2 separate regions of the Mus musculus genome follow, and region 2 is linked to region 1. A link is a contact called in ENCODE POLR2A ChIA-PET data. All regions are on one chromosome and are shown on one strand. Each heading gives the region's core, a stretch centred on a gene start or an enhancer-like site at or near the end of the contact. The rest is flanking DNA. Distances are from core to core; before and after follow the strand shown.

What was found. ChIA-PET counts read pairs that join two places held with the same protein, here RNA polymerase II (POLR2A).
Region 2: POLR2A ChIA-PET joins it to region 1 with 11 read pairs in Patski. The contact joins the enhancer-like site here to the promoter of Pacsin1 in region 1. POLR2A ChIA-PET finds 5 or more read pairs at or near these places in 2 of 5 experiments (Patski and embryonic stem cell).

Annotation. Positions count from the first base shown.
Region 1 is chr17:27,653,439-27,658,304 of GRCm38, reverse strand. It overlaps Pacsin1 (protein kinase C and casein kinase substrate in neurons 1), which reads right to left and starts at 2,714. Exons shown (of 10, transcript NM_011861.3): 1 at 2,546-2,714.
Region 2 is chr17:27,795,200-27,800,100 of GRCm38, reverse strand. The region is part of intron 1 of Ilrun (inflammation and lipid regulator with UBA-like and NBR1-like domains); the gene reads left to right. Among named protein-coding and RNA genes, the nearest start is that of Ilrun, 23 kb to the left of the region's middle. Within about 2 kb of position 3,245, at least 2 of the 3 ENCODE cell types and tissues checked have a DNase peak (open chromatin) inside an H3K27ac peak, as active enhancers do.

The sequences.
Region 1 (4,866 bases), core at 1,465-3,964:
AGCACCCACATGGTGACTCACAACCATTTCTAATGGGATCCAAAGCCCTCTTGTGGTTGTCTAAAGACAGTGACAATGTACTCACATACATTAAATAAATAAATAAATCTTAAAAAAAAAAAAAAGACCAAGTTGGTCTACAGAGTGAGTTCTAAGATAGCCAGGGCTACACAGAGAAACCCTGTCTCAAACAAAACAAGACAAAACAAAACAGTATAATAATAATAATACTAGTAGAAATGTAAAAAACAAAACAAAACAAAAATTTAAATGTAAAACTAAGGGTTGGCGCCATATATCACAGAAGAAACAACCTAGCCTAGAATCCCTCAGTGAGGGGCTAGGGGCGTGGCTCAGCAGAAAGTGCTTGTCATAAAATGTTCCAGGCCTTTGGCTGGAGCCTGTTCCTCCTCTCCTCAGCACAGTCATTCTCTCCTGTCCTCTTCTTGCTTCTGTGGGGAGGACCCCCGATCAGTGAGCTCCTTCCCCATTGGCCCTTCCTGTCCTTCCTCCCCTGACAGACCCCCAGAAGCCACTCTTCTTCCGTGAGTCTCCCACTGCCACTCAATCCTGCCAGGGATGCAACCATCTCCTGCAGAAGAACCTTTCAAATGACGCACTACGTCACACTTTCCACAAGTAAAGGTCTCTCTGTGTCGGCCTTGGGGGGGGGGGGGTCACCAGACCAAGACACACCTCCTTCATCCTTCGACTGTCTCCATAACCCAGGGAAGATGTCACTCAAAGACTGGGGCAACGGGTCTGGGGAGAGGAGCAAGACGGGGCAAGGGCCATGGGCACGGAAGCTTTGGAAGACTGGCAGGCCAGAGCAGGGTGGCTTTGCTGAGGAACCGAACGAGAGTGAGAATTCAGAGCGATGGAAAGCAAGAGAGGGAGGAAGAGGAGTCAGCTGACTGGCAGGGTGGTACAGCCCTACTCAGGGAGAGCTGTGCACCTGTCAAAGGAACAAGGCAAGCCAAAAGGGCTCTCTGCCAGGGCCCATGTCACCTTTTACACACACAGTTTACTCATAAGACCCCAAAGACCTAGAAGAGCCCGGCTGGGGCCGTCCCAGCCCTGGAAGCTGACCCAGATTGTCTTGTGACAGTTGAGATGGAGCACTGGAGGAGAAATCACCACCGCAGACGCTTGAGGAAAGGAAGACCTTAAGCAAAGGGCCAGGCTCCCCGGGGACACAGGGCGGCCAACGAGTCAGTCAGGAACCAACAGGACAGAAGCCCCACCAATAGTCACAGCTGACATTCAACCCCAGGCTTAAAGGAGTTTCTTGGTGGCTCTTTGGTCCGGGGGAATAGAAAGACCAAAGGGGTTCCCCTCCATTTTCCAGCTTGGTAGCTATTGCCCAAAGTTTACATATTCATTCATTCATTCATTCATTCGTTCATTTGTTCGTTTGTTCATAGTGAAAACATTTCTTCAGTGAGGAGCCCTTCTCAGACACTGACAATGTCAGAGACAAGTCAGATTCTTAGCCTGAAGGCCCTTTGGTCTAGAGGGGGACAGGCCAGACATAAGTAACCTCCGGGTTGACAGGGTTCAAGAACATGGGGCCAGAGGTGACCTCTCCCCTGGGGAGTCAGGAAGCTGCTTAGAAAGAGTGATCTGAGTAACGGGCAAACATCTGATAAGAAAACCAGGCTGCGGGCAGAGCTTCCCAGACCACTGGCAATCTGCACCCCAGCTGTGCTGGGGCCCCTGACAATGGGCTATTTCTGGTTGTGCCTAGAAAAAGAAGGTGCCTCATGTTTAAGTTCCCCCAGGCTGCAGAGCTGTGCTTGGGGGAGGTGGGGGTGGGGGCAAGGCTGGAACTTAAAAATCGGGGGTTTGAAGCTGAGTCTAGCCAAGCTCTGGGGTTTGCCACTGTGTCGCAGACACATTAATGACCCTTTAACCTTTCCACAGCCTCCTCAAAGGTGAACACAACCGGGAGAGCGCCCCAACCGTGACCAAATGGGCTGAGGTTGGTGGAGGGAGAAGGCGGTGTGGCTGGCGCAGAGAGGATTCTGCAGCATCTGCGGGGGCCCTCAGCATCGCCACCTCCTCTTTCCTTCCACCTCCCACCCCCAGCTGGTGGGGGGAGGGGTCGGAAGCAAAGAAGGAAGTACCTGTAATCTAAACCAGACATCGCCGCCTGTGCTTCTCCCCAGCCCACTCTGATCCAGAAATAACATACGCACCAAGCTGGCATCGGCCCACCCATCCCAGCTGGCCCCAGAAAAACATACAACACCGGGGGGGGGGGGCAGCCCCAGCTTCCCAACGATCATGCTTCTTCCCCTTTCCCCAGGGTAAAGGCCTCCCCCTTAGCATCCTCAAGGGGTCATTCTGGCACTGGCTGGGTCAAGCCAAGAGCATCCGGGGGCGCGCGCCTACCTCTCCCCAGATACCTGCCCTCGGCTGTATTCAACGCCATCATATACTGAGCATCTGCATCACGCACTGAAGCCCTGGACTCCCCGAACCCCCAACACTACCCCACCCCCACCCCCAAACCCGCGCTCTCTCCACGCTCTAGAGCCCCTACCTGGGCGCCGGAGCACCGGACACCATCAGCGGGGCGGGTGGCAAAGCGGGCGGCGGCGGCGGCCCAGCCTCAAGCCCGGCCGGCTTCCCGGGGGAGGAGGAGGAAAAGGAGGAGGAGAAGGCTGGCGCGACCGCCGCGCGTCTCTCTGGGGCTGCGGGAAGGAGGAAGGTCAGAGACTCCGCCGAGCGCAGCGCCGCGCGGGGGCGGAGGCGGCGCGGATTAGAGCGGCTTCTCCGTGAGCCAATGGCGACGCGGTGGCTGCGCAGGTGGCAGCACCGCGGTACCCGGAGGCCGCGCCCGCCCGGCCGCCTGCTCCCCAGCTCGGTGTGTTTGATTCCTGCGCGCTCCTAATACCTGCTTCTCATGCGGGGGTTCACGCATGATAGGGGTTTGCTGTATAACCCTGGTGTGATGACCCCCTCCCTATCCGTGTGTGTCGGGTTCATGGAGAACAGGATACTTAAGATTGGCCAAATAGTAAGGATGCTCTCCTCTGCCCTATCCCACGGCCCACTCCCACACTCAGCTCTGCCAAGAAGGCCTGTGTGGATCCTCAGGCCAGTTCACCTCAGCTGGCTGTCAGCAAAGCTAGCTGGAGGCCTTTTTGGAGGTTCTCTGGGACTTGGGGATCCAAACGGTGACACACAGCTGCTGCCTTGTATTCTAACTGCTTCCAGGAGCCGGACTGTTGCCCCAGGGAGTGGGGCCTGACTCAGAAGAGCAGAGGATTCATTCAATGTGTCCAGAGTGTGACACAAACCAGAGAAGGAAGACCAGGAGGCGAAAACTGCCCACCTCTGCCCCTCCCTACCTTGAGAGACCTGGATGTTCACAGGGTTCGAAGAAGGAAGTCTTCCTGAACCCCTGGTGGTGAGGCTAACCGTGAGCTCTGAAGTTCACCAGTTCAGGAGCCCAGAGGAATGCCTGCATACAGTGTTCGTTCATTTGCTAAGAATTCCATGGACAGTTTCAAGCTATATTGTTGTTTTGTTTTTAAGATTTATTTATTTGTATAAGTACACTGTAGCTGTCTTCAGATACACCAGAAGAAGGCATCAGATCCCGTTATAGGTGCATGATGGTTGTGAGCCATCATGTGGTTGCTGGGATTTGAACTCAGGACCTTCGGAAGAGCAGTCAGTGCTCTTAACCGCTGAGCCATCTTTCTAGTCCTCAAGCTATATTATTAGAGCATAGAAGAAGACATCACTAAGACATCACCAGGCAGCATCTCATCTAGGGTAGGACCAGACAGTCAAGTATTATTAGTCAGGGAACCGAGGGATAGAATGGATGACTCTTACTTTACGAAGGGGCTTATCAGATCGGCTTAAACAATACAAGCGTCTGCATGCAGGACAGGCTGAGAATCCCGAAGCTGTCCCAGGACACCGGGTTCCTCAGGAGTCCCAGTGTGGCACTGAATGCATGGAGGATTCCTGAAGAGGCCCCGGAGTCATCAGAGGCCTTCAGGGGACTTTGGAAGGTTGAAACGTGGGGTTCTGGTTGCAGCGGCCGCAGCAGCAGCAGAGCAGATGCATTCACCAGCATGAAGCCAAGGTGGGCAAGGCAAGGGTACGGTGCCCCACCCCCCAACTTCTTACGTCACGCCACCCCAAGGAGGCACGTCTCACCACGGGAGAGTCTCTTTTCCCCTCAGTCAGTTCCTCCCTGAAACGCCCTCCACTCCCTCCACGCTTACCCGGAGTCTCTTACTTCTTTCCGGATCCAATCAAGTCCAGATTAACCACCACAGTGGCTGGTGTTCCACGGAAGGTTGAGAGCTCTGGGCAGAGCTGTCCGGAAAGGTTTTCTCCTGGTGCTGAAGGAGAGCTGAAATCCAGGTTAGACAGGTGGCTGATACAGTAGCCTGGGGCTGATGAGGCCCACCCTCCAGGCCTGCCTGAGCACCCTGATTCCTATTTCCCCGCACCCCAACCTGGAGTTTACCATCAGCCCCAGGCAAGGCTGTGAGGCTCACGAGGGTGGGACAGCTGTCTGGGGAACACCCTGACTCAGTCGCCTTATCTTGATAACCGTGTGACAAGCTGTTGGTGGAGTGGCTGGGGTGTAGGGGAGCCACGGACACACACGGGGCTCTGTTCATGGTTTCAATGATGGCTGGAACCAAACAAGGGAGGTGGAGTATCCACCTGCTGCTCGGAATTTATAACCACAACGGTCTGAGTAGCCAGTGCTCTCTCCCAGGGCTGTGCAAATGCACCCCTTATGGCAGAAGTGTTTTCACATCAAGAGGCTGATTCCCCACAGAGGTTCTCACAGAGGTGTGAAGAGGGAAAGGCTAGAAAAGCCTGCCCCTC
Region 2 (4,901 bases), core at 1,996-4,495, 140 kb before region 1:
CTGCAAATTCATCTTAATACTTAGCAGCTTGAACCTGGACTGACTGAGGCAGATTACAGGGTCCTTCTGGGGACCCCTGCTTCCGGAGCACTTCCATCTTCACAGGAAGGAGGAGTGCCTTCCTGCCTTGGGCCTTGTTCTCCTCAGACTCGAGTGCTACCCGAGTGAAAGCAGACAGGAGGCCTGGCCAGAGCAGATCTGCTGCTAACTAATTGGATTTCCCTTTGCAGTGTGCCTTGGTGTGTGTGTCCGAGAGCAGAGGACGGCCACACTGGGGGTAGAGCATATGTTCCACAGCATAGGGGCTCCACAGGGCTAATCCTGCCAGGCTGTGGTCCTCCTTACAGTTGCACACTATGTCATTAGAATGAGTGTTTTATGCTTAGTGGCCTGGTGTTTTTCTTTTTTCTTTTCTTTTCTTTTTTTCTTTTGTGTGTGTGTGTGTGTGTGTGTTTCACTACTGGGGTTAAGACTATGGCTGTGTGTATACTCAACACTACCCCTGAGCTGTTCCCTCTGCCCAAGAAAAGCATTTTTTTTTAAAGATTTATTTATTATTATATATACATACACTGTTGCTGTCTCCAGACACACCAGAAGAGGTGTCAGATCTCATTATGGGTGGTTGTGAGCCACCATGTGGTTGCTGGGATTTGAACTCAGGACCTTTAGAAGAGCAGTCAGTGCTCTTACCTGCTGAGCCATCTTGCCAGCCCCGAAAAGCATTTTTTTTAACTCTGTAGATTTTTCTCTCTTTTCTTTTCCATCCCTGCCCTCTGCATTTACTGTGTGCATGTGTGTGACTACATAGTAGCCACAGCTCATGTGGCAGTCAAAGGAGTGCTTGTCAGGAGGCAGGCAGGCCTCTCCTTCTGTTAGTCAGGTTGTAGTGGCTAGCACATTGTCAGGCCTGGCACCAAATGCCTTTACCTAGTGAGCCATCTTACCAATCCCCTTCATATCCTCTCTGCTTTTGGGGGACTGGTGTCTCATATTGTAGCTCAGTCTAGTAACCTAGAACTTACTGTGTAGCCCAGGCTGGCCCCAAACTCCTGACAGTCCCCCTACCATAGCCTTTTGAGTACTGCGACTACAGACATCAACTCCCATGTCTGACTAGATGTTTCCTTTTGCTTTAGTTGATCTAAATTTCCCTGTACCTGAGAGCAGGCAGGGTCTCATGTGGCCCTGGTTAATAATCTTGAACTCGATATGTAACAGAGGCTGGCCTTTTAAAACTCCTGCTCCTTCTGTCTCTGCTTCTCGTGTATTGAGCTTACAGACATGCAGCACAATGCCCAGCTTGTAGTTTCAGTTCTTATGTTTTCTAATGTGTATGGGTATTTTGCCTGAATCTGTGTAGTAAAACACACACACACACACACACACACACACACACACACACACAGAGACACAGAGTGTGTTAGCTACAAAGTGGGTGCTTGGTATTGAACCAGGATCCTCTGAAGGAGCAGCAAGTGCTCTTCACCACTGAGCCGTGTCTCCAGCCCTGTGTGTGAGTAACAGTGCTTGCTCCCAAGCCTGAGGACTGGAGTTCATTATCCGTAGTCACATGGTGTTGGGGAGAACTAGGTCTAACAAGGTGTCCTCTCATCTTCACGTTGTTCCGGCAGCGGTACATTCATGCGTTCATGTAAACACACACTTAGTTTTTCAAAGTTCATACAGCATTTTCAATTGTAACTTTTTTTGGGTGAGTGGGGTGTACAATCTTGCTATTGTAGCCCAGGCTGGCCTTGAACTTGTGATAGTCCTCTTGCCCCTACCTTCCTGGTACTGAGTTCCAGCACTTGGGACTCAGGCAACTGGGTCTCTGAGTTCAAGGCCAAACTAGTCTATTTATCTGAGCTCCAGGACAGCCAGAGCTACATAATGAGACTCTTGTCTGGAAAAAAAATGTCTGTGGTAGTGACAGAGTATTTCAGTCATCCCATGGTACAGTTCCCAGACAGGAACAGTCCTATGGTATCCCACCCTCCCCACTGCCCATCCATCCTTTGTCAGAAGATTTTTTGAGACAGAGTTTCTCTTTCTAACAATCCTGGCTGTCCTAAAACTTTGTAGATCAGGCTGGCCTCATACTCAGAGATCCACTGATTCTGCCTCTGGAAGGAGGGGAATAAAGGCGTGTGCCATCAAAGCCTACATCTTCAGAATATTTTTGACTGAACTTATATTGAAGACTGTTTCAGCCTAGAAGCTCTGAGGAAGACTGGGGCAGAGGCTTTCTTGCAGGCAGTGTTCTTTCTTCCTGGTGACCAGCAGCAGAATGTGTGTTTGGAGACAGGCGTGTACATGCTGGCACTGAGTGGGAGCTGATTGAGCTAGTCTTGCTCTTGCTGGCCCAGGATCTGCAATAATCTGACTGGAGCCTGAGGAGGCGTGCCCAGCCGTGTCTGATGGCTGCAGGCGGCTCTCTGCCTTGTGTCTAGGAAGTGATTTGCTCGGCCACCTCCCTTTGTTCCAGGTCACTCATTTGAAGTTTCGGCTTTACGAGGCCCTTGGTCTTTTCTGGCTGAGTTCTGCACCAAGCAGGTGTGGGTGAGGAATTGCTTTGGCTGTGGGATGAACTGGGGATGTGGAGGGGCTTGAGGAAGGGAGCGTGGCTCTTGTTAGTGTGCCGTCTCCGGTGCTCAGGGAGGCTGACCTGGCGACACACCCACAGATAACACAGGACACAATTTGCTGGGAGAATTGCCAATTCTCTTGAATGTGCAAGAGTTTGTCCCTACTAGCAGAGGACCCTGCAAGAGACCAAGGCAGAAAGTAGTCTTTATTCTAAAAATGGACACAACTTTTACTAAATGTTTTCAAATGAGCAAATTGAAAGTATTTTCTCTAGCTTGCTCTTTAGTCCTTAAGGGTAGGGCTGATGGCTGACGTGCCTTGGAGTCTGTTTGTGGGCCGCCTTAGGTTTACCAGGCGCTATGTATGTATGGTTTTGATCATTGTTATCTCCAAAGGGAACTGCTGAAAAGACTGAAGTCCAAGCCTTTGTATGCAGCAGGGAGTGAGCAGGTGCAGCTTGGCTACTGGCCCAGCTCTGCTCCATGTAAATTTCATCAAGCACATGGGACAGGCAGGCAGCTGGTGTCGTAATCCAGTCCTCACTGATTAGTGTGACGAACCACCATTACATGATCCTTGCTCTAAGTATAGCCTGCCTTTCTGGCAGCTGCAAACACCTGGAGAAGCAGGCACAGAGGTTCTAGCCAGAAAGTGTCGACTGCTCCTGGTGTACACATTGCAGTCACAGAGGTCCTAGCCAGAAAGTGTCGACTGCTCCTGGTGTACACATTGCTGTGTCTGTGCTTGGCTTCATGGCGCATGGTTGCCTTTGCCGAGAAGCATGCAGATTGAGAGCTGGTGGTGAGCTTACTGATGAAAGACCAGAAGAACATCCCATAATATCATCACCAGAAGAGCCTTTGATCCCCAACATATTTATTTAAACAGCCTCTGTGGCCTATGGTTTCAGGCACTGGAGCTGTGAACCAGCCCTGGCGAGATGCTGTTGTTCGGAGGACTCTGGATTGTGTGCATGGCTCCTTAGGAGCAGCTAATCAAATGGAGAAAGAAGTTACAAATGGCAATTTGCTTTCTTCCTTTGCCTTTTCTGATTTAAGACTGGGTTTCTTGTAGCTCAGGTTGGTCTTGAACTCTTCATCATCTTAACTCCATTCCTAAGGTTTAGAGGCTGGTGTGCCCTCCCCTCAGTCTTTCTCGAGTGTGAATGTATACACATGCTGGTTTGTGTGGAGGCCAGAGATGGGAAGATGGTTGTCCTTCTTCAATGTTTTGTTTTGAGTCAGGGTCTCACTATGTAGCCGTGGATGGCCTGAACCTCAGGCTGTATGAACCATGCTGGTGTTGAACTCACAGAAATTTTCCTGCCTCACTGCCTCTCAAGTGCTGGAATTAAAGACTTGTGTCATCATACCCAGCCCTCCCTAGCTCTTAGAGACAAGGTGTCTCTCTGTGAACTCACCCTGAGATAAACCCTCCTGGCTCTGCCTTCCATGCCTAGCTTCCACATGGGGTCTAGGGATCGGAACTCACAGGCTTGCTTGTGCATCAGGGACTTCACTCGCTCACCACTTCTTCAGCCCCACACATAATTCTTATTCAACATTTTAAAAGATTATTTTATATGCATGAGTGTTTTGCCTATGTGTACATATGTATACCACAAGCATGCCTGGTTCCCTCAGAGCTCAGATCGCTGGAACTAGTGTTACAGGTTAGGAGCTACCATGTGGTTGCTGGGAATTGAATCTCAGCTCTTCACCAGCACCCAGCTCACATATAAAAAAAGTGGTCACTTCTTAAAAAGAATATTTTTGTTTTTTGAGACAGCCACCATATTTAGCTGAGGCTAGCTCCAAACTACTACTCTCACCTCATCCTCCTGAGTGTGTACAGGCTTGACCCACCACACCCAGCAAAGATTCTTAAGATGTCAGTGAGATAGGTCATTTGTCACGTTGCCGAGATCTAGCAGAGGGAAGCAGGTGTGCTGCAGGTGCTATGAGCATTGCTCTGTGTCTGCTGAGGGAAGGCTGGACCCAGAGTGAAGATCTAGACTCTCCATGAAGTGCTACATAAAGGGGCTGACTGTAGATGATACACAGGGTAATGGATGCTGAAACTGCGAAAGATGAAGTTTAGAAGCACTCAGTGGTAATTGGTTAAGTGGTGGTTTACCCTACAGTGACTCACCTGTGACAGACTACTCAGTCTTGACAGAGACTACTCACTCCTCACAGAAATATCTTCAAGACCTATTGTCAAAGTAATAAAGCCAAGAGTAGTGTGTAATCATACCTGCTGTAGGAACTAAGAACACAATACATACATACATACATACATACATACATACA